4 separate regions of the Mus musculus genome follow, and all the other regions are linked to region 1. A link is a loop called in an ENCODE intact Hi-C map of the cell type or tissue named here. Cell type or tissue: heart. All regions are shown on one strand.

Region 1 (8,000 bases):
CCAAAGCTTCTTGGAAGTGCTTCCCCCAGCTTCTCGAATCGAAGGCTTCTCAGTTTCCAGGTCCCTGGTTCAATGCCACTTCCTCCCAGAGGTGACTGTAGCACTCCACGGCTTTGTTAATTCTTGAAACTGTCAGACTTTAATTTTCAGAAAGCCTGTGCAAAGTAGGATCTTATTGTCTAAAGCGAATTTCCTTCGAGTAAATGAATGCATGCCTTATATGTTCTCTGCCAGATGATGTTGTAGTTTGGGTTCCTGTTTTACAAGGCACATACCTTTGTTTATTATTCTACTTGGATATGAAACACTAAACTTTTGTGAGTTATACCTCTCTTTAAAATGTGGATAATTTGTAAAAGCCTGTTGCTAGCCAGAACAACACTGAATGGACTCAGTAGCTTATGAACACATGCACACACACACACACACACACACACACAAATGTATATTAGTATTGTTAAACATATAGATGTGTGTGTGAGTGTATGTTTGATGTATGTATAAAAATGCCAATGAAAAAGTCATGAATTTGTGAGGGAGTAGGGTGGACACAGGAAGAGCTGGAGAGAAAGGGGCAGGAGATGATGTAAAAACAGTACTCATGTATGAAATTGTAAAAAAAAAATTAAATCACCTGACTTCTTTTTCTTTTTCTTTGTGGCATATATTTTGGAATAAGCATTTTCTTTCCCACACAAATCATATTTCTAACCTTTATTTCTATAGTCAGTGTTGTTCTGAGTTAATTTTTTTCTCTAATGATGTTTTAGAAAGCCATTTCTTTCTTTAAATCTCTGTAGACAGGGTCTTGTGTAGCCCAGGATGAAGTTGAGGTCTTCTGACCCAGGACTATAGGTGCACACTGTAGAGCCTGGTTTATATGGCGCTGGAAATGGAACCTGGGGCCTTGTGCATCAGTCCAGCGCTTTATAGCTGAGCTGAACCCCGGTCTCCTCTCCCCATTTTCTTTTAAAATTTAGAAATTTCACTTGAACTTATCAGAGATTTATTTTTGTGTTTGGTAATTATAGCCGAGAAGACTCTGATATTTTCTTCTATGGGTAACCATTTCGAGCAACAGCATTTACTTAAGAGGCCATTCTGTCATTTTCTGATTCCTAATGCCAGTGATAGGACCTGGGGTGGGCTGTTTACACAGAACAGGAAAGTCTTCTCTGGTGACGGGGTATGTGACCCAAGGGAACTCTTGCGGTGATTTGGAGGCTATTTCTTTCCAGGCAGAGGAAAGCCAATGGCGTACACCCTAAGATGGAGACTCAGTGCTGGCTGGAGGAGCAGCCCGGAAGTCAGTGCTGGTTGGAGGAGCAGCCCGGAAGTCAGAGCTTTAGAGCTGGGCCTCAGTGGGCTAGACCAGAGGAGTGGGAATGCTTATCTCAGCCGAACCAGGATGGAACCGGAGAGCATAGTGTATTAGTTACTTTTGTCTTGCTGTGACCATATACCTCAGCACAATGATGTAAAAGAGGAATGATTTATTTAACTCACGGTTTCAGTCTACCGCGGCGGGAAGGACCTGGGAGATTGTCACATTATAGCAGACAGGGTTCAGAGTAGAAAAGCAACCGGAAGGGGCCAAGGTGACACCAAGCCCCTTATGACATGTCCTCAGTGACTGACTTCTTCCAACTACTTCCTGACTTCCAGTTTCAATGGTTCCTAAATTCATTCGAATTTTCAATTCAACAGTGGGTTAAACCATTTATTAGGCCAGAGCCTTCTAATTTAGTTATCTGGATTCACCCTTATGGTTATACTACAGCCACTCTCAATCCAACCAAGTAGACAATCAAGTACCTTTGAATTTTACTACTACTACTACTACTACTACTATTATTATTATTATTATTATTTTGTGTATGGTTGTTTCATTGGCCTGTGTGGCTGTGACCATGTGCCTGGTGCTTGCAGAGGACACAAGAGGGCATTGGATCCTCTGTTATTGGAGTCACAGACAGTTGTGAGCCACCATGTGAGTTGGAAGTTGAACCCAGGTCCTAAGGAAGTGTTATGGTTTGTATATGCTTGGCACTATTAGAATGTGTGGCTCTGTTGGAGTAGGTGTGTCACTGTGGGTGTGGGCTTCAAGATCCTCATCCTAGCTGCCTGGAAGCCAGTATTCTGCCAGCAGCCTTCAGATGAAGATGTAGAACTCTTGGCTCTGCCTGTTCCATGCCTGCCTGGATGCTGCATGTTCCTGCCTTGATGATAATGGACTGAATCTCTGAACCTATAAGCCAGATCCAATTAAATGTTGTCCTTTATAAGACTTGCCTTTGGTCATGGTGTCTGTTCACAAGAGTAAAACCCTAACTAAGACAGCTGTTAATTTTAACAGCTGAGCCATCTCGTGAGTCCCTAAAATCAGAATTTAACTATTATGAATAGACCCAGACTTTGTTCTAACGTGAGAACAGTGTTTGAGGCCTTAGAGAAGAGAGCTGTGGCCAGAATTATGTTTCTAAGTGACCACGTTGGCTTCTGTGTGGACCCCAGACTATAAGAGGCTGGTATCACACAGATGTCAGAGATGGTGGTGGCAGAGATCAGAGGGGCAGTTGAGGTGGGAAGGACTTGTCCAACATGGAGTGCATTTTGAAGGGCTAGGCAAGAAAATCTGCTAGTGGATTGGAAGTGGGCAGAAAGACATTCAATCTTCCTTCCAGCTTCTTTTGGAACTTCTACGGGATGGTTAAGAGACTCTTAATCCACCTGCCCCTTTTAGATTTTCTTTTCTTCTCTTTTGAGGCTTGGGGGTCACCATGTAGTCCAGATAAAGCAGGATGGCCTGTGCCTCACAAGTGCTGGGACCATAGATGTGCACAATCTTGCTCAATTCCATCGTTTACACTTTTAACTCCTTGACTCTGTGGTTGGATTCTGGGAGATTCTGTGGTGACTATTCTATGTATTCATTTATTTTATTATTAAAGCTATGTATATATGTAAAGTAGGCATTCCTGAGTTTGGACTCCCTCAGAAGGCAGAAGAGGGCATCACATCCCCTGGAGCTGGAGCTCTAGATGGTTGTGAGCAGAGAGATGTCAGAGCTGGGATCTGAATTCAGGTCCTCCGAGGAACAGCTTTGACCTTTGACCTTTGACCACTGAGCATCTTTCTAGCCCTACCTTAAAAATATCAGCTACTACTCCAGTTATGACCAGTGTAGAGGTTTTTGGGTTTTTTTGTTTTTGTTTTTTTTTTGTTTTTTTTTTTGACAGGATCTTTCTACTTGGTTATCCTGGAACTCATGTTGTAGACCAGGCTGGCCTTGAACTCACAGAGATCCTCCTGCCTCTGTTTCCTGAGTGCTAGGATTAAAGGTATTTATCACCAGGCCCGGGCACTTTAGAGATTTTAAAAACTATTTTGTTTTTAAATGTAATGACAATTTTTTTTTTTTTTTTTTTTTGGTTTTTTCGAGACAGGGTTTCTCTGTGTATCTCTGGCTGTTCTGGAACTCATTTTGTAGACCAGGCTGGCCTCGAACTCAGAAATCCGCCTGCCTCTGCCTCCCAAGTGCTGGGATTAAAGGCGCGTGCCACCACTGCCCGGCTAAATGTAATGACATTTTTTTCTTTTCCAAAATTAATTTTTAAAAAAATCTGCGTGTTCTATTATTGGGTACTAAGCCAGAAGGGTCAACTTGCTTCAGTTGGATTCTTTTTAGATGAACCTCTCAGAAAAGTAGTTTGCTCCTGTAGGAAGCCACAGAAGTTGGTGCAATGCTGCAGCAGACAATCCTGGTTGACAATCAGGGCTGTCCCCTGCCCTGTGCCCTCAACACCCATCATGTCCAGAGAGCAAACCTGCCATGCTGCACCATGCAGCTGCAAACAAGAAGCTGGTTCCTCGGTATCTATGGCTTGGAGGAAATGTTTGCACTACCTCCTACTGAGAACGCTGGACCCAGTTTTGCCCTCTCCTGCAGATGCTGCACCCCACCTCCAGTTATTCCAGGAAGAGAATGATGTTTGCCCAGTCAACAGCTTCAAAGGCTCTCAGTTAGGGCCATGCTTCTTTGGCTATGCCCCCCAATAGAAATGAGCCACCAGGATTGGTTCCGTGTGTTTCTGGTCCTCTGAGTGGGTGGGCTCAGCCAACGGATGCTGCTCCAGCAGTCAGCTGTGCCAGCTGCGAATAGGTAGTTCACCTTCATATGACTCCGTATGACTGGGTCCATTTCATTTATGACTCAAACATCCTCAACACACTGCAGGCTGCTTCCTTGAACTCATTTCTTCGGTTTATCTGCTGCTGCTGCTGGCTGTTATACTTAACAGGAGGATTCTGTCATGGGAGGGAACCCAAAGCAGTTAACATGGCTGGCTGGCTGGTGCTTATTCTAGGAATAAGACAGCCTCTTTGGACTACCGTGTGCACCAGGCATGCGTGTGGTGCACACATATGCATGTGGGCAAAATATCCACACACATAAAATAAATGAGTTAAAAAAAAAAGAAAAAAGAAAAAAACAAAACAACAAAAACCCTACAGCAACTGCTTCTTTTGGAGCACCTGTGCCCCCTGGTGGCAGATAGTAGTACGGCCTATGAAGACCCAGGCAAGAATGGGCTCCAGATCACTTCTCAGAGCTAAAACAAAAACAAAAACAAAAACAAACAAAAAACTCCCTCAAAATCCAGCCAAAGCCCACTTATGTCCTGTATTGGTTACTTTTACTAGTTACTTTTGCTTAATTACGATGAAGTAGCCGACAGAGGAAGGATTTGTTTTGCCTCGGGGCTTCAGAAGGTCAAGAGAGTGGGGCGCTGCAGGTGGCAGAGCCGACCTGCTTGTGCCACAGGCAACCAGGAAGCAGAGGAAGGGGAATGCCCTCGCGGCCTGCGCCAGCTCCTTTCCTTCTTCCTTCTCTCCAGGCCTTCGACTCCTGCGCACCACCCGCATTTAAGGTGAAACTCCCCCTCAGTTAACTGCTCTCCGGAACCGGCACACCCACCCAGAGGTGTGGGTCTGTGATAGCTTGGTTGTAATGCAGCCAAGTTGACAACCATGATTTCCCATCACAGGCCCCATCTATTTCACACCCAAATGATGGCCTGCGTCAGCCCGATCAACTCTCGTTCCAACGATTCCTGTATTGAGCAACCAAGTTCCTCCTTGCAACTCTTGGCTATCGGTCTACCTCTGCTTAGAGAAGCAGCTGTAGGCACCCATGACCTTTCCCTGTGTCCTCTCAGTGGTTTGCAGGCTGACTTCTCTCAGATTTCTTTTTCTTTTCTTTAGAATACACTTTTATTTATGTGTGTGTGTGTGTGTGTGTGGTATGTTTATGTATGTTATGTTTGTGCGTGTGGTATGTGTGTGTGTGTGTGCACTGTTTGTGCTATGTATGATGTGTGTATGTATGGTATGTATGATGTGTAAATATGGTGTGTGTGTGTTTGGCAGGCAATGGCAGGTCAAAGGACAAATTTCAGGGGTCTCTTTTCTCCTTCTACCTTGCTGAGTCAGGGTAATTCTTATTCCTGTTACTCTGGTGGCCCATCTCTTACTGAAACTCATAGCTGGCCCACGACTTTCCAGGTATTCTGCTGTCTCCACTTTCAGTCTTACTTCAGGAGAGATGGGATTACAGATGTGAGACACCACATCTGGCTATGGAATCGAGGTTGAGACTCAGGTCATCAGGCCTTTTACCCACTGAGCCATCTCTGGATTTCTCCTTAATCTCCCCTAATCCCCCATACAGTGTTCACTCCTGTGGCCTGCTTCTGTGAACTGTGGTTATCATGTGAACCTTGTGAAACATCACCTTGCCTTGAAGGAGCCTACTTGGTTCCAGAAAGGATGCTGCTGCCTTGTGGCTCTCAAAGAGATGGAAGAGAAGCAACCCCTCCCAGCCCCTCCTTGTCTCAGCCTCAGACCCTTGCTGGGAGGCCTGACTTGCCAGGTCCTCACAAACCCACTCTAAGAATTTGCTCCCATTACACAGGGGAAGAAATCTTCAAGATACTGTGAGGATAACCAGGAGCCTGGGTCTGAAGGACATTAGAGCTCCAAACCACTGCATTTTATATACTGTGTTGAATTCACTTAAAAAAATTCATCAAGTTGGGTCTGGAGAGACGGCTCAGTACTTAAGAACACGTACTGCACTTGCAGAGGAGAGGGCTTGAGTCCAGTTCCTGAAACCCCTAACTCCTGTTCCAGGGGATCTGTTGCCTTCTTCTGGATTTTCTAGGCACCTGCACTCACCCACTATGCATACATAATTTAAAAAGTAAAAATAAAAAGTAAAAATTACCAAGCTGAAGGATCATCTTTCCCCAAGTTCTCTCTCTCTTTTTTTTTTCTTTCAGAATTTCCTGATTTGAGCAGCTGCCGAGGGAGCCGTGCTAGATTACACTCGTTTGAGGAGCAGATTTGTACCCTGTAGGATGCAAGCCCTCACTGTTTGCTTCCTTGGATGCTACCATTTGTCCCTAACACCTATTACCAGGCCATGTATGCAGATGCTGCTCCGTAGCCTTGTTGGAGAAATAGTGAACAATTTGATGCGGAGAAATGGGAACAATCTGACAAGTGCTGATCTAAGCTTATTTAAATACACATGGTAACAGTTTTACACATCCGGGTCCCCAGGCAACCAAGAGGACATTGAAGCTGATACATTTTGACAAGTGTTATAATAGTAAATATGTATAAGGCATTTGTCTTAGTCAGGGTTTCTATTCCTGGACAAACATGACCAAGAAGCAAGTTGGGGAGGAAAGGGTTTATTCAGCTTACATTTCCACGTTGTTGTTCATCACCAAGGAAGTCAGGACTGTAACTCAAGCAGGAAGCAGGAGCTGATGCAGAGGCCATGGAGGGATGTTACTTACTGGCTTGCTTCCCCTGGCTTGCTCAGCCTGCTCTCTTATAGAACCCAGGACTCTCAGCCCAGGGATGGCATCACCCACAAGGGGCCCTTTTCTCTTGATTACTAATTGAGAAAATGCCTTACAGCTGGATCTCATGGAGGCATTTCCCCAACTAAAGCTCCTTTCTCTGTGATAACTCCAGCCTGTGTCAAGTTGACACAAAGCCAGCCAGTACAACATTATAATAAATGGGAAGCATGGGACCCAGTGAGTTAGAGAATGGTGTGGTGAGGGGAAAAGTTTGAAGTATTCTATATGTCCCCCCTGGCCAGATGTGTTAGAAAAAGCCTAGTCCCTTTGAGCATGATAGCTTCCCTTCTGCTGGCTGAAGCACAGTGAGCAGTGTGGAGAGCTGAGCCTGGGCTGGCCTTCAGCCCTTGCACCCAAGCCTTCCCAAGTGCCTCTGGGCACTGAACCAGTTGCCCAGTGCTTGTGACCACCATGAGTGTAGCTTGTTCTTCAGTGAGGATTTCACTGTGTGGAGACGATTTGCAAAGGAAAACGTAAAAGGAAGAGGAAACCCAAGGTATTCTCCAGGGAGGAAATATTCCTTGGAATATGCTGACCATGGCTTGGTGGTTAATCCTAAACAGTGTTGGAGACTGTTGTATGTGGTAGACAGAATAATGACCTCATGCGATGGCCTCTTTCTAATCCCTGGAACCTGTGAAGGTGTTGGATGCTAGTGGGTCTATCAGAATATCTGAAATCAGAGTATCTGAAAAGATACTGGGGGAGTCCTGACACAACCACCAGTGTCCTAAAATGGGAAAGAGGAAGAGGCAGAAGGGCAACAGCCATGTCATGTTAGAGACCCTTGACTTGTTCAGGTGTCTCTGTCTTTAAGGACCAAAGAGGATGCTGGCCTACTTTGGAGGCTGAGAAAGGAGGATACTTCGAGTCCAAGAGTTTGAGGCCAGTCTGAGAAACACAGTGAGGTAGTGAGAGCTCTGCTTAAAGAGGGTGGGGGAGGGGGGAGAAAAGGGAGGAGAAAGAAAGAAGGCTAGAGCCAAGGGAAGTGAAAAGGGGAAGGAAATGGGGTTTTCCCTACAGTCACCAGAAAACACAGGTCGAATGACACTTTGGATCCAGCAA
Region 2 (8,000 bases), 140 kb before region 1:
CAAATATTGGGATTATAGATATATACCAGTATGCTTAGCCCAAGTTCGGGTTTTAAAGATGAGGAAATAAAACCTTTGTAGTAGATGAGTCACACAGTAACTATCAGAGCTCTCATTTGCTGGGTATGTATGTATGTATGTATGTATGTATGTAGACGGTGTCTTTTTGTAGTCCTGGGGGTGTAGAACTTGTTATGTTGAGGAAGCTGTCCTTAACTTAGGAGGTTTTCTTGCTTTTGCTTTTTTTTGTTTGTTTGTTTGTTTGTTTTGTTTTTTGTTTTCAAGACAGGGTTTCTCTATATAGCCCTGGCTGTCCTGGAACTCACTTTTGTAGACCAGGCTGGCCTCTGCCTCCCAACTGCTGGGACTAAAGGCGTGTGCCACCACACTCGGCTTGCTTCTGCTTTCTAAGTGCTGGGATTATAGTTGTGTACCACCATACCCAACTCAAAGTCTGACTTACAGTTCAGATGTTAATAATTTACCCAGAGTGCAGAATATGAAATAGAAATGTACTTTTTCTTTCCTCCGTAAAAGTTTTGCCTTTTCTTTTTATTAGTAGTGATCAGCAAGACATTACCAATGGAAAAAAACCATCTCCCCAGGTAAAATCATCTGCCCGTGAATCTCGAAAACATAAGAAGTCAAAGAAATCCCATAAGAAGAAGCAGAAAAAACGGTCACACAAAAAACAGAAGAAAAACAAAAAGGAAGTTACGGACATAACAGCAGATTCCTCAAGTGAGTTCTCAGAGGAAACTCGAGCTTCTAGTACTAGGAAAAGGAAGCAACCACACAAGAGCAAGAAAAAGTCCAGGAAAAAGTCTCCTAAAATCACTTTCCCTTTAGGGGGAGAAAGTGGTACTTCTCAGTCAGAGGATTCTGCATCTAGCAGTTCTGAGGACATCGAGGAAAGAGATACTAAGAAAACCAAACGGAAAAAGAAAGAGAAGAGTGTCCATGTCCCCATGCCTGACCCTGAGGTACAGGAGAGGACAAGCAAGCGCAGGAACTGGAAGGTGGCTACCGACGCCAGGTCTGCTGAGAGCTCGGAGGATGACTAAGTGGGAGAGCAGCAGTCCTGCTTCCCACTGACTCGTTAGGGGGGTTGCCAGTGACTCCTGCAGCACAGGCAGGCGTCTGAGGTCAGAGTTGTCCTGCCCCAGATACCTTTTTTCCTATTTTGGCTTGTTAATCTCCATCCTCTTTTGTTAATAGGGAATCTGGTATTTTATTAAGGTTTCTTGAAAAAATTATTTTTTTCAATTAATCACTTAGGGTAGAATACCTATACAGCAAATTAAAGAACCCAGAAAGCTGAACTCAGTAATGACCTGGGCACACCAATTGCAATGTTGGATTTGATGGAATCAAGAGTCCAGGATGGAGGAGGAAGACTGAAGTAGTGCTAAATAGAATGGTTTGACAAGGAGACCGTGCTATTCATACAGGAGGCATGCTGCCTTCAGCTTTGGTGCTTTGGTTCTTCTGCAGTTGGGCCCTATAGGCATCCAGTTTACTGAGCGAGGAAATAGTTAAAAGAACAAACCTTTTCCCTTCATGGTAATCTCTACAGATGACTGCTAAGGAACCTAGGGTTTTCAGCCTAATCTCCCTGCTGGCCAGGGTCTACAGCTACATTTAGCATAACCCAAACATAACAGTAACTGGATAGTAAATGTTTTTCTAGTTCCATTGCTGTATACTGCCTAAATGGGCTTGTATTTGAAATTGTTTGGTTGTCCTATCTATCAAATGGAAAGAATTAGGAAGTAGTTATGTTGCCATGATGCTTTCAAAGAGATTCAGGGCATCAGCCATCTAAATGTCTGTTTTTTAAAAAAATTTTATTATTATTATTATTATTATTATTATTTTTGCTGAGTTGGGGATTGAACCGAAGGCCTTGCATATACTAGGCAAGTGCTCTACCATTGAGCCATACCCCCAGTCCTGTTGTTTTCCTTGTTCATTTCTAATTCTATTAATGGATTTTAGATTTTCCCTGAAACCAGTTGAATCAATTCCAAAATGAAACACACTTCTCAGGGACATACCCACTTCCCAGTCTGACTTTGTGTTTTGATTATCAAGAACATATTATTTCCCCCTGCTATATACTGTGATCCTGATATTAAAAGAAACCAAAATACCACTGGAAAGTGGCTGGTAGAACAGTTGGCTTTTCATTAAGAGGAAAGATAAAGTGACATTTATCAGGGTTTTTGTTTTTGAGGTTGTCACTTTGGTACTGAGCGAATGCATGAAAACTCAAGACTGTGGGCCATGGTTCTGCCACTAATTGATTGAGTTCTAGAGCAGGTTAACCTCCCTGGCCTTACTCTTTGCATGTGTAATACAAAGATACTTCATGGTTAGCATGACATACACCAGCAATAGAATATGATAATGCTGACATCCCATGAAGTGGCATTTTATAGTAATAACTAAATTTGTGCTCTTTATGGAACATATTTCTAATAAAATGCTTGTTCTTAAAATATATGGTTGGCCAGATGTGCCCTATCCCTTGATTATGAGCAGGTGCCGCCTTTTGGGGTACTGAAACACTAATGATTTTAGTACTCAAATGCCAATATTCCATGAGCCTTTTGGGGTACTGAAACACTAATGATTTTAGTACTCAAATGCCAATATTCCATGATATATTCTTTTCCTTGGGTCTAGTGGAGGGAGAGTCTAGTTACTACCTCATAACCTTCTAGAAGCAAGTGATATCTTTGTTGGAAGTAGTTTTGGGCATGCATTCTTAATGCAGTTTTGTGCTACAAATGTACTGATTCTAAGCACAGACTCGGGAAGATTGTCCTGCAGAATAAGGCACTTCCAAGTTTGAGTTTTGACCTTACCTTCCTCCCATACAACAGACATATCTTTTCTCCAGGGAAAGCACATTTTGCCTGATTTAACACCCCTGCCCCACCACCCCGCACTGTTCTATCTTTTCTTGGTCACATAAGCAATAAAATTGTTTCTGTTCTAATCCATGCCTTAGGCTAAGGCTTTGATGGTTCCTCTAATCCCCTTAACAGTGGTTTAGGACTACTTTTGAAAACCTGTCTCTCCCATTTCCACGATCAGCTCTGGAACATGTATTAGTGTTCCTGAGAGATGATTATGTTGAATCCTAAATTGGGATTTAGAAGAACAAGAATTGGAGACTTCACATTTATTAACTGGTGTGATACAAGTTGGAATTACTGAATTCCCATAAATAAAATTTCACTTTTGAACATTTGCTCTGTTACTTTTTAACACCAACAGACTTTGTAACTGCCTGACGCTAACCTGACAGGTTGGCAGGTCTTTCACCACTGGCCATTCAATCTGCTTGGTAACAAGTCTTTTGGTCTTCTGTCATTCTAAGGTATGGCCTACTGCCCTCCTTTCTGTACGATCTGGGCAAACCGACCGGTGATGGCAAGAGTAGTGTCAATGAAGCGATCCACACAGCTAGAGAGGCAGTTTTCAGTGCGGGAGTCTAGCCGACTTCCTGGCTTCTCCACACACTTATCCCAACATAGTTCCATGAAGTGATGCACCTAAGGGCAGAGAAAAACCTTTTTTAGTCATTAGGGTATGAGATATCTTAGTTCATCATTCTGTGATATTTAATAGCATATTGTAGGATCACTTCAGGACTACTCTTTCTTTACTTTGTCACCAGTAACAGCCCCAGATCAGTAAATTCTCATTAGAACTCATTCTTTTGCAGAGAGATGATGGGGCAGGTCTTTAATCCCAGCACTTGGGAGTCAGAGGCAGGTGGATCTCAGAGTTAAGGCCAGCCTGGTCTACAGAGGGAGTTGCAAGACAGCCAGGCTAACAGAGAAACCCTGTCTTCAAACCAACGATTCATACTTTCACAATTCTCAAAGCAACTAGCAGTACTATTAAATCAGAGGAAGTCAGGACATTAACCTGTCGGTTCTTGATAGCTATCAGTACTTCCAAGGTTATCTTGATTGAACGGTTAAAACCCTAGTAGGAAATACGCTGTCCCACACCAAATGAGTCAACACTGATAGCTGCAGGGCTCATCTTTCTCTAATAATGATCACCATTTACAAATACATCATCACATTATCCAATGCAGAGGCAGCGGGCAACAACGAACCCAGATCTCATGGTGAGGACGGGTGTCTTGTCTCCAGGCACCTGTGCTCCAAGGTCGGAACCCAGAGATTCCGAGTGCCATTCCCGACCAGCGACCAGCTAATAACCGCATGCTCCTGTGGCCCAAACCTTTCCGCTGTTTTCGAACCCTTTCCTCCCACGCAGCGCTTGCCTCCCGGGCACTGAGCACTGTAGATCACTGGGGCGGGAGGCGCAGCCCGGATCGAGTGGGGCCGCTGTGCCGCAGTGTCCAGAGCTCCGTGAGTGCCCGGGATCTGCGCCTCACCCTCCTTCCCCTGTTCCTTCCTCATCCTCGTACCTGCGCAGTGAATTGCGCCTTCTGCTGTTCGGCGGCCACCAGGCGTTGTAACTCCGCTTCGTCCGCTTCACCAAGCTCGGCCATTGTCGGAGTCAGGCGCTTCGCTGGGGTGCGCACGCGCGGTGGCAGCGCACCGTCTCCTGCCTTCCGGTTCACGCTTCAGGTTGCCTCACCGTTCTTTTACGCGGGGCGGGACTTACTACATAACTGTTTCCGGGTTGTAGAGTGACCTTGAGCCCTCGAAAGCGACATGGCGGTTCTCTTAAAGCTGGGCGTTCTCTGCAGTGGCCAAGGAGCTCGAGGTGAGGTGTCTTGGCCATCAAAGGTTCTTGCTGCAGGCTGAAGCAGGGGAGAGGAAGGAGTTAGAGCTCGCCCGCTGGGTGGTGGGACGTCTTGAGAGGAGGGAACTTGCTCTTGTGCCCTCGAGGCACCACCTATGCGGACGCAACGTTGACCGCTATAGCCTAAAGGCCCAAGTGTTTACGTGCTGGCTGGTGTCCCCAGCTCGTACTTTCCGCTTCTGCACTGTGGTTGTGACCCCGGGCTAATATGAAAACAAACTCCTATTTGAGTGTGGATGGAAGGAGTCCGTTTGATAATTTGTTCTGAGTGGCTTGCTGTGTAGTGCTGTCTTCCTCGATCTAGCCATGTAGACAAGACTAACCTAGAGCTTGCCGGGAGCCCCGTGACTGCTCCCGAGGGCTGCCATAAAAACCGTGCACCCTCACTCAGGGCTTCGATAATCATTTTAACCAGGCATTTTACCTATACCAGGCGCCTAAGAGGCTAGTATATAAACACGAATTAAACAGTTTCAACCCTCGAAGAACTTCTTGTGTGGGGGCTACAGGCAAAGTAAAGCAAAACCTGTTGTGTTATGTAGACATTATTGAGTGCAGAGAACGTTTGGGGTACTTGCTTTGAAAGGACTAACCTGCCTTGGCTCTGCAGGGAATTACATCCTATAGTAACCGAGAGCAGCAAAAACCAAAGTGAGGGGCTATAAAGATGCACAGGGTGCGATAAAATGGAACAAATACAGTAATATCTGTGAAAGTCAAAGTGTAATCTAGAAAGGCAAAATGGAACTAAGCCACAGGACTTACTTTATTCTCTTTTGAAAATACAGTCTCTCTGTTGCCCAGGTTGGGAGTAAGATCGAAAGGTTTGATAGGTTTACAATCTTGGTTTATTTTTGCTGTTACTGTTGTTGCTTAGGCTGCCCTGGAACTTGTCCTGTCTCAGCCTCCAGAGTAGCTGGGGTGCACCACCTGCCCTCACAATCTTTCCCTTTTGAGCCCAGCATCTCATGCTTGCTGAGCGTGTGCCCTGTTGCCAGACTATACAAGCCTCAGCCTCAGCCTAGACTTAGGTTAGTAACAGTGTAGTAGATGGATGACCTTGGTGGAGATAGAGGAGGTTCCGACCCAAGTCATGGAGATGAGATAGATGAGATAAGCACGCTGCGGCAGCCAGGCAGGTGAAGTCCTGAGCTTGGAAGGGAAAGGGAGAAGAAGGCAGTCTCAGGAAGTGTTAAGGAGCTGTGTCAGTAGGATTTGGTGATTTATAGAGGGAACTACCTGGCTGGCTATTGGTTATTACTTGAATTAGCTGCGTGGAGTTATTCGATCATGACTAGTTGGAACAGACATGAGGTGTATGAAAAACAGTTCCACAGCTGAACAGTTGGGAAGTGGCAGATGGCTTAGGCCACACTTAACAGAAGCAAGACTAGAACGAGCTCAGGCCTGCTTTCACAGGCTGGTGATTCTAGTGCTTGGTGCTGGAAATGGGAGGGTCAAAAGGTTCAAGGTCATGGGGCAAGGGACAAAGAGCAAGGCAACTCTCTGAGTTAGAAGCTAGCCTGGTCTGCATAGAGAGTTCCAGGCCAGCCAGAGCAAACAGTGAAACCCTATAACCACCTTCCACCCCTCCAACTCTACCATGCATGCCTTCAAAATAAATAAATAAATAAATAAAGACAGGAGAGAAAATATTAAATTATCTATTTGTGTATGTATGCAGTTAGCATTCTGGGAGCTCATTAAACCTTTGTTTACTTTGTCTAGTTTTTAGCAGTGTTAGGAAGTAAATGCAGTTGTTGACTGTGTTGGCTAGTTTTTGCCTACTTGATGCAACTTAGTCAGTTGGAAAGAGGGAACTTAACTGAAGAATCGCTTCCAGTGGATTAGCCCTTGGCCATGTCTGTGAGTGAGTTTCTTGACTGATGTGGAAGGGCCCAGGCCCCTGTGGGTAGCACTATCTATTGTAGACAGTTGTGCCCGGGCTGAATAATAAGGCTAGTGAGCGTGAGCCATGGAGCAGGCCAGTAAGCACCGCTCCCCTGTGGTTTCCACTTCAGTTTCTACTTGATTGCTTGCCCTGGTTTCCCTCAACGCTGGACAGTGAGCTAGAATCGGAAGCTGAAGTAAACACTTTGTTCCCCTAAGTTGATTTTGGTCATGGTATTTACATAGTAACAGAAAGCAAACTAGAACACTTTTCTACAGCTATTTAAATTAGCTGCTTATCATCCCATGGCTAATCTCTGATGTGGCTGGGTGAACATCAGTCTGTCTTCACCAAGAGGCAAGATCCAAAGGGAAACAGGAAGGAAGGCTCCAAGGGTGCAGATGAAATTTGGTCTTGAAAAGAAAGAGGACACTAGGTTAATTTTCTGAACTAAATTGTGTATCTTGAGGGCAAAGACTTTTTTGTCCTTATGTTTCTTGCTGTGTTGCCAAGCACAGACTTCATGCAGTTAGAATGCGATAACTCGGCGAGTAAACGTAAGAACCGCCAGGTTTTAAGTAGAGAAAGTGAGGCCTTTTAGTTATGTAGCTTCTATGTAGGAGTCTGCAGATTTTCCTTGCTTATTTTTGAGACAGGGTCTCATGTGACCCCATGCTGATCTCAGACCCCATAGGTAGGTGAGGCTGACCTTGAGTTTCTGCTCCTGCCTCTCCAGTGCCTGCGTGTATGTGGTCAGTGTTGGAAATAAACCCCATGAATGCTTGGCAAGCAACTGAGCTACGTCCCCAGTACAGATTTTTTTTTTTTTTTTTAAATAAAGTTTGGGATGGAAAGATGGCTCTTAGGTTAAGAGCACTTATTGCTTTTCCAGAGAACCTGGGTTCTCTTCCCAGAACACACATAGTGGCTATAACTATAACTCCAGGTCTAGGGCAGATATAACTCTAGTTATAAAGAAGGATGTTGCAGATACCAGGCATGCACATGGTACGCAGATATTACATGTCGGTAAGACACTCGTGCATATTAAAATACATCCTTTAAAGTAAAAATGTATTCATTGTCATGCCTGCTCATGGTCCCGTTAGGAAGCACTTACGAGCCCTGTCTTTCTTCCCTCAGCTCTCCTACTCCGAAGCCGGGTGGTCAGACCCGCTTATGTGTCAGCATTTCTCCAGGACCAGCCTACCCAAGGACGGTGTGGTACCCAGCACATTCACCTGTCACCAAGCCACCACTGTATGTCCTCTCTGCCTCAGCTTTGTCAGGAGTTCTATTTATTATTCTAAGC
Region 3 (8,000 bases), 130 kb before region 1:
CGAGTGACACTCTGTAAAACATTTGCTGTAGTTAAAAATGAAAAGAAGATTTTTACAGATAGAGGCACATTTAGTTTCCTGGAAATGTAAATTCACAGGATGAGATCTCTTTATTACATTATTAGCAACTCAATTTTTTGTTTGTTTGCTTGCTTTTTGAGACAAGGTTTCTCTGTGTAGCCCTGGCCATCCTGGAACTCACTGTAGACCAGGCTGGTCTCAAACTTCCCTCTGCCTCCCTAGTGTTGGGATTAAAGGCTTGAACTACCACTGCTGGGCTATTAGCAACTCTATTGCATTTTGGTTTCCATTTTTTAACTGTGAGTTGCTTGGGCTGTTATGTCAAAGCATAGAAATAATTCCACCTGTGGAGTGGCTGTACAAGATCCCTGTGAGAGCAAACAGTTGTTGGAGTATTCATAGGTAGAGACTTTGTATTTTGGGGTGTTTTGTATTCTTTTGGGTGAGTGGGGTACTTAACTTGTCTGCATGGCCTCTAACTGCCCTTGTGTTTGACTTTTCATTAGGGGCCTTGGACAAGTGGTTACCGACTACGTTCATGGGGACACCCTGCCGAAGGCTGCCAGGGCAGGCCTCTTGGCACTCTCAGCTTTGACCTTTGCTGGGCTTTGCTACTTCAATTACCACGATGTCGGCATCTGCAGAGCGGTTGCCATGCTGTGGAAGCTCTGACCTGGGTGCAGCACTTTGATTGTGTGCCTCCTTGCCTCTGCTTTACCAATGCCGTTCACCTCGCAGTGAGGGGGGATGAAGGATAAGCCCATTGGTGGGCAGAATGTCTTCTAATTACATGGTTATTTTCAGAATTTATTTGTTGAGGAAGAGGTTTGAGGAGTTAGGTTCGACCATTCGTGAGTCTGTGTTCCATACTCCACTGAGTGTGGGCACTAGCTCACAGCCTCGCGGTGAGACTGAACATTTCATGAGCTCATGTTGCCTTTGACCACCATTTCTTAAGGAGAGCCAGCTGATTGCTGTCAGGATAAGAGCATCTCTTCAGCCAGGAGGGAGGCCTGTTCCCTCCTGAGTTAGACTTTGCATGAAGCTCGAAAGTATTCCCTTTGGAACCTCCCATTCTTGTTCAGGTGACACCAGCTCTGTTGATGGCTCTGCTTCTAGGGAACATTTAATCAGGAGATGCTCTCAATGACTAATTTGTCTAAGTCTTAGGAAGGAGGTTGAGGAAAGCTGGATTTAGACAAGTTCAATTTAGGGAGTTCTCCTTGTTTGTGGATTAAAATATGACAGATTGCAAACAGACTACTCTTCAAATGTATCTCAATTGTGCAGAAGTGAGCTGTCCAAAAGTATAAGACTAAGTGATAAACTGTCTTCCCACCGTGGGAGTTGTTAATGAGAAAGAAAGTGTACTCTGAAAAAACAAAATTTTTAAATAAAATATTATATAATGAAAATACATTGTACTTTTTTTTTATGTGCTAGTATTCTCTAATATTTGGGTTTTGGTTGGTGCTTACATGTTTGAAATAGACTCTTACAAGCTCATACTGATCTGAAATTCTCTGTAGGTAGACCAGGATGGCCTCAAACTTTGCAATCTTTCTGTTTCTGCCCCTCAAGTGCTGGAGTTACAGTTGTGAAACCACAAAACTCACTTGTTTTGTTCTAGTTTCAAATGGTGCCTTAGTTTGTTGCCCAGGCTAGCATCAAAATCCTGGGCTCAAGCCATCTGACTAGCCTGAGTAGTGGCCTGCCAGGCAGGCTGTAGTTTTATTCATTAAAACAGTGTTATGCCGGGCAGTGGTGGCGCATGCCTGTGATCCCAGCACTTGGGAGGCAAAGGCAGGCGGATTTCTGAGTTTGAGGCCATCCTGGGCTACAGAGTGAGTTCCAGGACAGCCAGGGCTACTTAGAGAAACACTGTCTCGAAAAAACAAAAAACAAACAAAACCCCAACAACAACAAAAAACCAGGGTTATGCCAGGTATGGTGGTAGATGCCTGTGATCCCACTCTCTGCGAGTCTGGGGGATGATTGCTGGGAGTTTGAGGCCAACGTAGACCACAGTAAGTTCCAAGCCAGCTACAGAGTGAGACCCTTACTTAACAAACCCAAAAAACAATAATTAAAAGTAAGTACATCCACAATTGGGAATTAGAACTGAGTTTAGCTTTGTGTGACTTAGCAAATGAGTAGTTCACATAGAATGCCACGGGACGAAAGGGCTCATGATGGGCAGAAACGGGCAGCTTAAGCATGAAGGTGGAGTGGTAGGGGTTAGAACTGTGCTATCATTCGGGTGAGTGCCAAGCTTTCTCAGTCTGTGTTCTGGGTGCGCTGACTGTGAGCCTTGATGAACCACACTGTACATTTCACTCCCGGAGGATGGCCTGGGCGGCAAGGCCGGGAAGGGTTTCCATGAAAGGGCAACCATTTGTATCAGTATGTCAGGCGGCATGATCAGAGCTCACGGGCTTGGAAAAGGGGCCGGAGAGATGGCTCAGTGGGTAAAGACACCTGCTGCCAAGCCTGACAGGGATTCACGTGGTGGGAAGGTGACTCCCATTGTTCCCTGATCTCTACAGCTGTGCTGTGACACACATGAACCACACGCCACTAAAAGGAAAAGCTGATATAATAAAAAAGATACAGGAGGACGAGAGGGCTCGGCAGGTGAGGTTATTTAACTGCTGAGCATGACAGCCTGAATTTGAGCCTCGGGACCCACAGGGTGGAGGTGAAATGACCCACTGTTTACCCTACAAACTGCATAAGCACATGCAATGCAAACAATACATAATAAGTAACTAATTACAGACTACCAAGGCAGAGTTCAGGTGCTGTGGTGAAAGCCTGCCAGCTCCCTGTATGGGTTTTGTGTTGTTGTTTTTTTAAGTGCTGGCTTTCTGTGGCCAGATTCAAAGTGAGCCAGCGTTGGCCTTAAGAGTCAGTGTATAGGCTACACAGTTGGTAACCAATTGGAAGGTTAAACATGACCCAAAGGCAGGAGCTTCAAAGTGACCACAGGGCTAACAGCAAACTGGCGACAGCGAGTGTAAAGTGCAGAGCTCCAAGAAGTGCGGGCTGCAGTGCTTTAGAGACTCCTTCCCCACCACAGAGCTAAAGCGTGAGATGGATTAAATGGTGACAGTGCCATAGGCACTCCAGAGTTCCAGCCACAGAGTGACTGGCCCTCAACTGACTACACAGTGAGCCAAAAAAAGAATTCTTAAGCACTTACTTTTTGTTTGTTTGTTTGTTTGAGACAGGGTTTCTCTGTGTAGCCCTGGCTGTCCTGGAACTCACTCTGTAGACCAGGCTGGCCTCGAACTCAGAAATCCACCTGCCTCTGCCTCCTGAGTGCTGGGATTAAAGGCGTGCGCCACTTATCTTGTATGTGCTCAGATGCAGGGAGGAACACACTCCTGTGAAGGTCGGAAGGCACCCTGCAGGAGTCAGCTCTTTTCACCGTGTGAGTTTTGGGGACCCAACTCAGGTCAACAGGCTCAGAATCAAGCACCTCACCCGCTGAGCCATCTCCCTGTCCCGAAGCCAGATCTTTTTTTTTTTTCTTTAAGCTTTTAAAATTGAAAATAGATTCTTCTCTCATAGACTACATCCTAACCGCAGTTTCCCCTCCCTCCCCTTCTCCTAGCTCTCCTCTAGATCCAGTCCCCCTCCATTTTCTCCCTCCAAGGGAGGCTAGCCAGACGGACAAAACACGCTACAATAAGACAAAGCAAAAATCCTAGTGGAGGCTGGGACAAGGCATTCCAATAGAAGGAAAAGAGTCTCAAGAACAGGCAAAAGTGTCAGAGATACACCCGTTCCTACTGTTAAGAGGCTCACAAAAACACCAACCTAATAGCCATAATGTGTACACAGAGGATCTGATGCAGTTATTTCTTCTATGTGTGTATGCATGCACGTGTGTGCGTGCAGAAGTGTACACACACACACACACACACACACACACACACACACACACACACACACACACACACACACACACACTAAATGCAGTGCCCATGGAGACCAGAAGAGGGCACCAGATTATCTCTGGAACTGGGGCTGCAGAAGGTTGAGTCTGGAACCAACCTGGGTCCTCTGGTACAGGAGCAAGTGCTCTTAACCACTGGGCCATCCAGCCTCCCAAGTAGTATTAGGATGGATTTTCTCCTTGGTTGGCCTGAAAGGATGGGATATTGCTTTCATGCCAGAGGCACATTGTCACTCTGGGCTGCGGAGAAGGTAATAATTACAAGGAATAAAGGCCGAGGGCACCAATTCTCTTTTTGGTGTGTTCTTCAGAGTAGATACAGTCTAAGTATAGCTTGTACTTTTACTCTACTAAGTGTGGCTTTTCTACCTCCGCTTCTATTTCCTCGGACCTCTCTCTCTCTCTCTCTCTCCCTCTCTCTCTCTCTGTCTCTTTCTCTCTCCCTTTCTCTCTCTCACTCTCATGTCCTCGAGCTCCGTTCTGCTTTAAAATAGTTTTATCTATGAGAGAAGGAACTTGAGAGAGGTATCACTGTGAGCACCAGTCAGGATGCTAAAGAGGACATGCACAGAGGAGCCTGAGTCTTGGATGACGTCACTGCACTGCCACGCCATTGCCACACCTATCTGCATCTGCGGATGCCAGTCAGCGCTTCCGCTTCCGTGCAGTCTTGTGTAATAGAGCTGCTCTTCCAGAGTAGGTGATTGTAGGAGGTTCCCCAGTGGGTCTCACCATCCGTGGACCTGGTCCTTTTGTTTACACCTCTAGCTTGAATCTATTTTCTGTCATAAGTAATAGTGTGATCAATGGCCTTGGATCTGTGTCTTTGTCTAGTGGTGAACATGGTTTTTCTTCTTTGTGTTCAACCTCTGTATTTGTGGAACTCATTCAGATTTATCTTGTTGCTGTGTATCTGTGTTTAGGGGTTAGGAGGAATATGTTTGTGCCCATGTAGAGACCAGAGGAGGATGCTGGGTCTTTTTCTTGGCTGCTCTCCACCTTATTTTTTGAGGCAGGGTTTCTCACTGAATTTGACTTAGCATTTTGGCTAGGCTAGCTGCCCAGTGAGCTCATAGGATCGCTCCTGTCAGTGCAGTGGCTACTGGTATGCACTGCCCTCTCTAGCAGTTATATGGAGGCTGGGGATTTGAACTTGGGTCCTCTTACTGTACCAGTGAGTGGTCTTATCCACTGAGTCACATTTTTAGCCCCTAATTTTGCTTTTTGAAATTTCTGTTTTGAAACTGGTCTTGCTACACAGTCCAGGCTGGCTCTGAGCTCAGCTGTGTGGCCCAGCGTGACATCAGACTCCCTTCGGCCCACTCACCTCAGTCTCTTGCATGCAACTCCACCCTTTATTTTATGTTTTTTTTCTGTTTGTTAGAGTTCATGTCTTCAGATGTTGTGAATAAGGGACAGGATAGATTGGAGGGATGGCTCAGTGGTTAAGCGCACTTGCTGCTCTTGTGGACACTCTGGATTCAATCCCAAGCACACACATGACAGCTTATAACCCTCTATATCTCCAGTTCCAGGGGGAAACCAGACACTCTTTTGGTCTTTTTGGGGTGCTACACACACATGGTACACAGACATACTTGCTGACAAAACATCCATACGTATAACATGTTAAAAAACATTTCCAGCTCCTTTTCTGGTTTGACTGTTCTTCTAAAGAGATGGGTGTGAGCTGGGCAGTGTTGGCACACATCTTTAGTCCCAGCATTCAGGAAGCAGAGGCTGGCGGATCTCTGAGTTCATTGCCAACCTTGTCTACAGAGTGAGTTCCAGGACTGCCAGGACTACACAGAAAAACCCTGTCTTGCAAAAACCAAACAAACAGAAGAGAGGGAGAGATGGGTGTGACTGATGGTTTGCTACTTGAGCTTCGACTCACCTCTGTTGGTAGCCCTTGGTGCCGAGTCCCTCTCCCTCAGACTGACTGTCACTCCCACATAGAGTCTGCGCTGCTCTTTGCCCTCCGGGCTCTTACTGTAGAGTTTTGTGCGATTCACTTAAACTTTGTTTTTCCCCAGTCACTTAGGAGCTCAAAGAATTCAATAGGTCTGTGTTTAGGTCCTTTTGTTTCATCTAATAAATTTATTCAATAAAACTCTTGTGGCATTGCCATTGGTGGATAGCAATGCACCCGTGGATAGCCCTGTTCTAAGCCCATTGGAGGAGCCCCAGGTAAAACCAGTGTATCACAGAGCAAAAACAAAAGGGAGGAGACACAAAAGTGAGGTGGGAATGTGCTTTCTTCACTGTGCTGTGCACACATGCACACACACAGACACACACACGCATGTGCGCGCACACACACACACCATGAACACACACATGCATGCACACAACGTGCACAAACACTCACTTGAACACCCAAGCTCCCCTCCCCCCCACATACACACACCACGAATGCACATACACGCATGCTTGCACCACACTTGGGAGCCTCAGCAGGATGTGGCGACACATGCCTCAATCCTAGCAGTTGGGAGACAGACACAAGAAGAGTGAGTTTGAGACCAGCCTGAACTACATAGTGAGACCCTGTGTCAACAAAACCAAAACAAAAACATGAAGCAGAGGAGGAGGAAGCTTTTCTCTGGCTGTCACAGAATTTTAGCATCATTCAAAGTGAAAATGGGTTCTCATGGCATTAAGTGTTATACTGTGTTCCAGGAAATAAACATCTCAAATAGAGAAGTGAGTCAGAGCCCGAGAAGCTTATGAAAAAATGTTAGTCACAGGGAGAGCAGAGCTACCTAATGTGAACACAGCTTTCTTTTCAGGCCATTTCTGCTGACATTGGGGATCCCCACGCCTGTTGCTTAATTTGGCAGCTGCAGGCAATGAGCAGAGGACTCAGCAATTGTAGGGGCCAGGAGCTGCACCGTTCTGCTGGGAACTTTCCTCTTTGTGCTGAAAACCAATATGAATTACCGGGAGTGTTGTAATGGCTACTATAAGGGAAAAATTATAAAAGGACCCAGAAACACGGAAAAATTGCGGGGGATGGGGGGGTGAATTTAATTCTAATTTGGAGGAGACTTGGAATGAATTAGTTCTGTGCTCTTAAACAAAGGGACAGAGAGTTGTGACAGCGTTCTCTATAGTAGCAGAACTTACAAATGAATCCTCCCCTCTATATATGTATGGGATTTATTGAATGAATTACAGGCTGTGGTCTAATTAATCAAACTATGAACAGGAAGTCCAAGAATTCAGAAGTTTCTTAGTCCACAAGGCTGGATGTCTCTGCTGGTCTTCAGCACTCTGGAATCCCTTAGAAGTAGGCTCTAATGCCAGTGAAGGAATGGATTTGCTAGTAAGGCAAGGACGAACAGGCAAAGAGCGAAAGTGTCTTTCCATACCCTTCTATTGGCTTCCAGCAGAAGGTATGGCCCAGATTAAAGGTGGATCTTCCCACTGCAAGATCTGATTTAAAGACACCTATCTTCCTGCCCCAAGATCTGGATCAAAATTGTGTTTTCCTACCTCAAAGGTCTGGACTAGAAGTGGGTGTTCACCCACTCAAATCAAGCAATAAATCTCTCACAGGTGTACCCTCCATTTCTGAATTGTAGTTCATTTCCAGATGTAGCTAAGTTGACAACAAAGAATGACCACTACACCGTCCATTTCTAAAGTTTAATTTATGCTGGGTGGACATGGTTGTACATGTCTGTGCCTGCAGGCTGAGGCAGGAGGATCTCCTGGCCTAGGTAATGAGTTCCAAGTCAGCCTGGGTTTTTAATGAGATGTTGGTTGTCTCAAAAAAAAAAAAAAAAAAAAAAAAGAAAGAAAGAAAGAAAGAAACCAACCAAACAAGAAAACAAAATGAAAATCAGAAGTTGGGGTTGTGGCTCAGTAGGTAAAATATTTGTCTTGCAAGTGTGAGACTGGAGTTTGGATCTGCAGAACCATGCAGCTACCTGTAATTCCAGCTTTAGAAGGATGTCTGGGAACTTCAGAACAGGTTGGTTAATAAGATGAGCCATACTGGCAAGCTCTGGGT
Region 4 (8,000 bases), 210 kb before region 1:
AGGGATCCAGCGCCCTCTTCTGGCTTCTGAAGGCACCCACACTTACATGCACACACCCCACACAAATATAGACAGAAGACACATAATTAAGAATAAAATAGGTCCTTAAAAAAAACCCCACTGTATGGCCAGGTCCTGCATTTAATCACTAGCTCAAAAAAAAAAAAGAAAAAAAAAGAAAAGAAAAGAAAAGAAAACCCCACAGTGACACACCACTTCATTTCTTCTAGATGGTTCCAAGAAAATGGAAAGTTAACAAGTGTTGACAAAAGACACGGAGAGCCTGGAACTCTTCTGCATTGTTATGAGGTTATATAGTGGGCAAAACAATCATCAAGGGATAAACACAGAATGACCACAGGAAGTAATAGGTATATCCCCCCCAAAGAACTAACACGGGTATCTGCCAACTGATAGGCACATGTGATAGATGCAAACAGTGGAGTATTATTCAGCCTCAGAAAGGAATAAAGAATAAAGAAAGTACTGATACACATTTGAAAGCGAATGAAGTCTGAAAACACATTATGCTAAGTACAAGATTCCAGACCCAAAGGCTAGTTCACTTGGCAAAGGGCCTGCCCCACAAGTGTGAGGAGAGGTAGCAGGCCTTAGAACCAACGGCCCAGCCTCAGCTAGGTTGCTGTTGCCACTCCTGTGCTGGCAGAAGACACAGTACACCATAGCCAAAGATGTCCTCTCTGTCTGTATGTCTCTGTCTATGTCTCTCTCATTCTCTCTCTCCCCCTGTCTCTGAGACAGTCGTACTTGTTCCTGCCCTAGCCTCTTGAGTACTGGGATTATCTATTGCCTTAACACTTGATATCTGACACTCACAAAAAAATTATGAGGGCCAGCTGGACGCATGATGGCACACACCTTTAGTCCCAGAAGGCAGGAGACAGAGACAGAGACAGACAAATCTCTTAAGTTCAGGGCCAGCCTGGACTACAGAGCAAGTTCCAGGACAGCCAGTGCTACACAGTGAGGCCTTGCTCTGAAAAAAACAAACAAAACAAAAACAAATTATTAGGCCTACATGGTAGGAAAGAACTAACTTCTTGCAAGGCAAAAGACACCGTCAATAAGACAAAAAGGCCACCAACAGATTGGGAAAGGATCTTTACCTATCCTAAATCAGATAGGGGACTATATCCAATATATATAAAGAACTCAAGAAGGTGGACTCCAGAAAATCAAATAACTCCATTAAAAAATGGGGCTCAGAGCTAAACAAATAATTCTCACCTGAGGAATACTGAATGACTGAGAAGCACCTGAAAAAATGTTCAGCATCCTTAATCATCAGGGAAATGCAAATCAAAACAACCCTGAGAGTCCACCTCAAAAAAAAAAAAGAACTAATTTCTTCAAGTTGATCCATGACCTCAACATGTTTGTGCATACTAGTCCCATCCCACCCCTATGCAAAAAAAAAAAAAAAAAAAAAAAGCCACTGCCAAGAACCAGATCAGTCAACAGAGTGAAACCCAAGTGAGACCAGGAATTATAAATAAATAACAGGTTAATGTATTCATTGTTATGATAAAAATGTGCTGATGAGGGATTTTAGTAATGAGACAAATTATAAGGAATAAAATAAAAGGGTTAAAAATAAAAGCACAGATAAATCTGAAGACGGTTTCCAGCATAGGCCTCAGTAGACTCAACATAGCCACTGAAGGAATCCACAAACTTAAAAATGTGGTGATTGAAATGCAAAATTTAAACACGAGGAGAGGAATAATACGGGACAGGAAAGCAGGGCCAGAGCAGAGTGGATCAAAGGACATCGGGTTAAGATGGGAGCAGTTGGAATCACCAAGAGGGAGCAATAGCGTAGAAACTGTTTCTGAATAGCTAAACCTGTCCCACGCACACACTTGTAATGCCACTATGGAAGCTGAGGCAGGAGGATGATGAGGTTGAAGCCAGCCTCGGATTCATGGCTAGTTTGTGACCAGCATAATAGTAATTATGAGAAACCTAGTGTCTTAGTCAGGGTTTCTATTCCTGCACAAACATCATGACCAAGAAGCAAGTTGGGGAGGAAAGGGTTTATTCAGCTTACACTTCCATACAGCTGTTCATCACCAAGGAAGTCAGTACTGGAACTCAGGCAGGTCAGGAAGCAGAAGCTGATGCAGTGGCCATGGAGGGATGTTCCTTACTGGCTTGCTTCCCCTGGCTTGCTCATCCTGCTCTCTTATAGAACCAAGACTACCAGCCCAGGGATGGTCCTACCCACAAGGGGCTTTTCCCCCTTGATCACTAATTGAGAAAATGCCTTACAACTGGATCTCATGGAGGTACTTCCTCAACTGAAGCTCCTTTCTCTGTGATAACCCCAGCCTGTGTCAAGTTGACACACAAAACCAGCCAGTACTCCTAGTTTGGTGAGAAAACAAAAAAATTGGCCTAACAATGTGGCTCACTTGGTAGAAAGCTTGCCTCTTGTGCACAGGGCCATGGATTTGATCCCTGGCATTGCATAAACTAGTTGTGGTCCTGCACACCTGTATCTCAGAGGTAGAGGCAGCAGGGTCAGAAGTTCAAGGCCATCCTTGGCTACACAGCAAGTTGGAGGCCAGCCTGGGCTTCCTGAGTCCCTGTCTACAAGAGAGAAAGAAAATAGACACATAACATTTGGTCACATCTTTTGCTTCTTAATGTGTATAGGTGTTTTTGCCTATATATATGTCTGTACCACATGTATGCCTATTGTCCATAGAGATTAGAAGAGGGCATTGGATTCCCTGGAACTGGAGTTACAGGCACCTATTAGCTGCCACATGGGTGCTGGGTACCAAACCTGGGTCCTTTGCAAGAGCAGTAAGTGCTCTTACCCATTGACCCATCCCTGCAGATACTGATCAAAGAAAGCCCCCCTACTGCCAGCCACACCCACTAGGGGCAGCTGGTATACAGTGGAGATCCAGCCACACCCACCATGAGTAGCTAGAACATAGTGGAAATCCAACAGACTTTGGAAGGGCAGTGTCCGTAGAGCTCAGAGGGCCTCTGGGTTTAGCAGATCAGGTTTCTAAATGAGTTATAAAGCCCAAACTTAGGAATTAGATCCTTGTGTCTCACCCTCCTTTGGGACTGGAACATGCTAGGAATCTAGAAGTTTAAAGAAGGTTCTAGAAGGATTATAGGACATGGCTGGTCCCTTCACGGGGGCAGTCCCTCTGAGTACTTACTCCCCATGACACTGAAGAACGGAGTCTAACGTTCCTAAAATGGGAATGACATCAAGCTAGCTAGCTTTCTTTTCTTTTCTTTTCTTTTCTTTTCTTTTCTTTTCTTCTCTTTTCTTTCTTTCTTTCTTTCTTTCTTTCTTTCTTTCTTTCTTTCTTTCTTTCTTTCAAAAGGCCTCACTATGTAGCTCTGGCTGGCCTAGAACTTGCTGTATATGAGGCCTGGTGCAAGACTCACTTTTATTCTTTTTTTTTTCATTTTTTATTGGGTATGTAGCTCATTTACATTTCCAATGCTATAACAAAAGTCCCCCATACCCACCCACCCCCACTCCCCTACCCACCCATTCCCCCTTTTTGGCCCTGGCGTTCCCCTGTACTGGGGCATATAAAGTTTGCAAGTCCAATGGGCCTCTCTTTCAAGTGATGGCCTATTAGGCCATCTTTTGATACATATGTAGCTAGAGACAAGAGCTCCGGGTTACTGGTTAGTTCATAATGTTGTTCCACCTATAGGGTTGCAGATCCCTTTAGCTCCTTGTGTACTTTCTCTACCTCCTCCATTGGGGGCCCTGTGCTCCATTCAATAGCTGACTGTGAGCATCCACTTCTGTGTTTGCTAGGCCCTGGCATAGTCTCACAAGAGACAGCTATATCAGGGTCCTTTCAGCAAATCTTTAGTTCTCTAGTTCCGTTTTGTTGTTTGAGACAAGGTCTCACTATGTAGCCCTGGCTGGCTTGGGGTCTACCTCTTCCTGCCTCCCAAGTGCTGGGATTAAAGGTGTGCACCACCGTGTCCAACTCACCGTGTCCAACTCTATCTTTTAAGATTTCCTTGTTTTCTTTTTAATGCATGTGTATACACCATACGTACAGTGCCTCTAGAGGCCAGAAGAGGGCACCAGAAGCCCTGGAACAGGACAGTGTGGGTAATGGGAACTCAGGTCTCTTGCCAGAGACGATTCACCTCTCTAGTCTCTCCTGATGCTTTATTGGATATTAAGGCATTTATAAATTCAAAAGCTCATATATTTTCATATACACAGAGAAGCTTAATAGCAAAAGAGCATTTTTCAAAGTAATAATACAAACAACAAAGTACAAGATTCCTTTCCTATGAAGGTATTTTGGGTTTGGCATACATATTTTTCCTGGAAGTTCCCCTCCCTCCTCTTCCTCCTCCTCTTCCTCCTTCCTCCTCTCTCTTCCTCCTTCTCTGACAGCTGTTGACTCTAAGTTGTGGTTTAGAAGGTGAGGTTGACAATGCACAGGTGCCGGGAAGCATGGTGAGATTGTACATGCGTTTGCTGTTTGGTCTGACTGTTCTCCACATATCCATTACCAGTACAGCTCCTGTTTGGTGACTGGATGGGTGTTACCGGAACCATCTGTATCACCCAGTAGAGTGCTTGAGGGTCTGGCAGGCTGGCTCAGTGGGTAAAGGCACTTACTGCCAGGCCTGACTGTCTGAGTTTAGCCCTTGATCCAGCAGGGTGGAAGGAGAGAACTGACCCCTCAGATCTGTCCTTTGTTCTCCACGCAGGCCCACACTAAAGTAAATGTAGGCTAGGTGTGGTGAGTGGCCTACAGTTTTAATCCCAGCACTCAGGAGACAGAGTTAGGCAGATAGATCTCTGTGAGTTCAAGATCTGTTGGGTTCTCATGAGTTCTAAGCCAGACGGGTCTGCATAGTGAGACTGTGTCTCAAAACAACAACAGCAACAACAGCAACCCCAAGCACAGCACAGGACCACACCTTTGTAGGCCCTTGGGATAGTACTTGGGAACTTTGATAGTACATTTTCCCTGGGTTTTTTTCCCCCCATTATTCTTTCTTTTTATAAATCATGCAAATAATCTTCAAAATCTGAATGTAGGCAGTTTGCAGGTCCTACTGGGTGTCTACTCAGTCGCCTGAAATCCAGCCAGGCAACATTCTCTGACCTCTTGACCTTTAGTAACAGTGCTGTCAGAGCAGGTGGCGTTCCTCTGACAGAAATCCCTGGATTGAATGAGAAATGGGGCCCACGATGATGCTCATGCCCGAGGCACCTCTTGCCCTCGTGACGATCATGAGCCATGCTCTGGGAACATGGTGCTTTGGCAAGGCTGATGGAGGAGCTGTGACCTCGGGCAGCTTCAGCCTCCTGAGACATTTTGAGTAAAGGAAGGGAGGAATTTGGATGGGATGGAACGCTCTAACTCTGTCTCTGCTTGCAGCGTTGCCTCACTCCCAGAGTTCCCCAGCCGTCAGCAGCACCTGCACTAAGGTGCTCTATTTCACCGACCGCTCGCTCACGCCCTTCATGGTCAATATTCCAAAGAGGTGAGACGTCCATGCCATTCCTTCACTGTAAAAGACAAACCGAACAGAAGCAGAGTCCTCAGTAACAGCCTGATGAGCAGCTGAAGGTGTTTGAAAGCCAGCTTGTATGGAAACCAGAGCCCAGGACTTAGAGATTCTGCCTCCTGCTTACCAGGGTTTTGTTTGTTTGTTTGGGTTTTTGTTGGTTTTTTGTTTGTTTGTATTTTGGTTTTGGTGGTGTTGTTGGAGACAAAGTATTACTATGTAGCCTTGGCTGGTTTTGAACTCTTTATGTAGACCAGGCTGGCCTCCCTCCAGCTAATAACTCCCTCCTGCCTTGCATCCTGAGTGCTGAGGTTAAAGTCATCCACCACCACACCCAGCAACCAGTGACATTATAGTGGACAAGCAGGAGGTATTGCTAGGCACAGGAATAAGCACTGTATGTTGTTTTGAGTTGTTTGTTTTGTTTTAGTGTTTTGAGACAGGGTCTCACTGTGTAGCTCTGGGTGGCCTGTGCTCACAGAGATCCACCTGCCCCTGCCTCCCAAGTGTTGAGATTAAGGCATGCACCACCATACCCAGGCCCACAGGAAAAATAATTGTGCTTCTTGTTCTGATAGCTATACAAGTTTGGAAAAACTTGTTCTTTTAAGTATTCAAAATAGCCCCTTCTGGTAGCCATGACCTCTAGCCTGAGCTCCTGGGCCCCACTCGTGGGTGTTTACTACTCAAGGGTGACGGCAAGTCATACCTGTAAGGATTTGTGTGGAGAATGTCCCAGAAGTTCATCTCAGTACAGAATAAAGATGCTGCGTGGGGCCAGGGATGGAGCTCACTGACAGCGTGCTTGCCTCGTATTGCTTAAGGCTCTGGTTTATAAATAAAATAAACCCTGGCCAACTACCAAGGGAGCTTCCTAGGGTTTCTCCTCTCTTAGAGTCTGCTTATTTGGACTAGATAAAAGTGAGGGTTTTTATTTTTGTTTTGTATTGTTTTCTTTGGGGGAGGGGTGTTGTTTTCCATGACAGGGTTTCTCTGTGTAGTCCTGGCTGTCCTGAAACTTATTCTGTAGTCCAGGATGCTTTTGAACTCAGAGATCTGCTCACTGCTGCCTCCATAGTGCTGGGGTTAGAGGCATGCGCCACCACAGGGCGTTTCTGTATTTTCCAAACACAGAGGAATGCTGAGAGGCACTTACATGTAGTCTGTCAGCTGGGGCCCTGAAACATGATGGTGAATTTGAAGTCTTCCTACGCTGTGTAGCAAAGCCAACGCAAGCTTGGCCTACAGAGTGAGACCCTGTCAAAACAAAACAAAACAAACAAACAAACAAACTGATGGATTTAATTTTATCAGCCTAAGAAAACTAGGCCACTATGTCAGGAGAAAAACTGAGAAAACTTAGTAATATTAGTAGTTATTTAATTTTATTTTGAATACTTTATTTTCTAGGTTAAAAACAGCAAAAGCAATGAATTTGAGTTCTTGGATCACCTGATGTGTAATGCCATGCTCATTCCTAGTGTTGACTGGTTGCCCAACTTTTATTTTATCTTGGTTATCAAGGGCCGTGACCTAGTATCAAAGCCATGCTATTTCTGCCTGTTGACTTTTGTTGGGACCTGGATTTTAAACTAACACACTACCTTCCCAGCCTATCAATTGACAAACTATTTTGGTACACTCTCCTCTATTACAGGTTGGGGGAGGTGACACTGAAGGATTTTAAAGCAGCTATTGATCGGGAAGGGAATCACCGATACCACTTCAAAGCACTGGATCCCGAGTTTGGCACAGTCAAAGAAGAGGTACAGAATCCAGGAGCAAGCTGGGAGTGTTACTGGTCACTCCTGAATTAGCTCCCAGAAATACCTGAGTTCCCACCCTAGTCAGTGTTCCATTGCTGTGAAGAGACACCGTGACTGAGGCAACTCTTAGAAAAGAAAGCAGGTTCCGTCCATTATCATCATGTGGGAAGCATGACATGGTGTTGGCTGACATTGTGCAGGAGAAGGAGCTGAGAGTTCTACTGAGTGGTAGAACTGGAGTTCTGCTGTTCTGGCAGGAGACAGACAGACAGACAGACAGACAGACAGACAGACAGACACTGGGCTTGGCTTGGGCCTTTGAAACCTCAAAGCCCATCCCCAAAGGCAAACTTTCCCCAACAAGACCACCTTTGCTAATCTCTCCCAAGTAGTGCCAAGTAGACCCCCTGATGTCTAAGCATTCCAACATAAGAGTTTATGGGGAACACTTCTTATTAAAATCACCATTCTACTCCCTGACCCCCATAGGTTTGTAACCATGTCATAATGCAAAAATGCATTCAGTCCAACTTCAAAAGTCCACAGTCTGTCACGGACTCAACACTTTAAAAGTAAAGTCCAAAGTTCAATATCTTTTTGGAGATTCAAGGTGCTCTCTTAACTATAACCCCCTGTAAAATCAGAATCAAGAAGCAGTTCACATGTATAACAGACAATGGCGCA

What was found. Hi-C counts contacts between places; a loop is a spot of excess contacts. Peaks named below come from ENCODE experiments on the same cell type or tissue, not always from the same donor. Only the 100,000 strongest peaks of a DNase experiment are listed, where the experiment ranks them.
Region 2: a loop joins it to region 1, with 2.8 times the contacts of the local background. A loop is called at or near these places in 11 of 42 quality-filtered maps.
Region 3: it touches region 1 in a loop (4-fold over the local background); 11 of 42 quality-filtered maps call a loop at or near these places.
Region 4: a loop joins it to region 1, with 4 times the contacts of the local background. A loop is called at or near these places in 8 of 42 quality-filtered maps.

What each region holds. Positions count from the first base shown.
Region 1 is chr9:50,459,672-50,467,671 of GRCm38, reverse strand. No RefSeq gene overlaps it. Among named protein-coding and RNA genes, the nearest start is that of Gm32462, 22 kb to the left of the region's middle. In heart, a CTCF peak has its summit at 4,551 (motif pointing left); no DNase peak of the experiment used is centred here; H3K4me3 peaks cover 473 bases; H3K27ac peaks cover 634 bases.
Region 2 is chr9:50,600,496-50,608,495 of GRCm38, reverse strand. It overlaps Sdhd (succinate dehydrogenase complex, subunit D, integral membrane protein), which reads left to right and starts at 4,647. Exons shown (of 4, transcript NM_025848.3): 1 at 4,647-4,758; 2 at 7,832-7,948. The coding sequence starts at 4,707. It overlaps Timm8b (translocase of inner mitochondrial membrane 8B), which reads right to left and starts at 4,595. Exons shown (of 2, transcript NM_013897.2): 1 at 4,457-4,595; 2 at 3,176-3,563. The coding sequence starts at 4,540. The coding sequence ends at 3,396. Nkapd1 (NKAP domain containing 1) reads left to right here. Exons shown (of 6, transcript NM_212449.2): 6 at 560-3,256. The coding sequence ends at 1,064. In heart, a CTCF peak has its summit at 4,484 (motif pointing left); a DNase peak (open chromatin) is centred at 4,685; H3K4me3 peaks cover 3,930 bases; H3K27ac peaks cover 2,471 bases.
Region 3 is chr9:50,589,778-50,597,777 of GRCm38, reverse strand. Sdhd (succinate dehydrogenase complex, subunit D, integral membrane protein) reads left to right here. Exons shown (of 4, transcript NM_025848.3): 4 at 528-1,438. The coding sequence ends at 693. Among named protein-coding and RNA genes, the nearest start is that of Sdhd, 10 kb to the left of the region's middle. In heart, a CTCF peak has its summit at 4,049 (motif pointing right); a DNase peak (open chromatin) is centred at 607.
Region 4 is chr9:50,666,976-50,674,975 of GRCm38, reverse strand. Dixdc1 (DIX domain containing 1) reads left to right here. Exons shown (of 20, transcript NM_001374656.1): 18 at 5,421-5,526; 19 at 7,208-7,316. Among named protein-coding and RNA genes, the nearest start is that of Dlat, 11 kb to the right of the region's middle. In heart, CTCF peaks have their summits at 11 (motif pointing left) and 4,095 (motif pointing right); no DNase peak of the experiment used is centred here.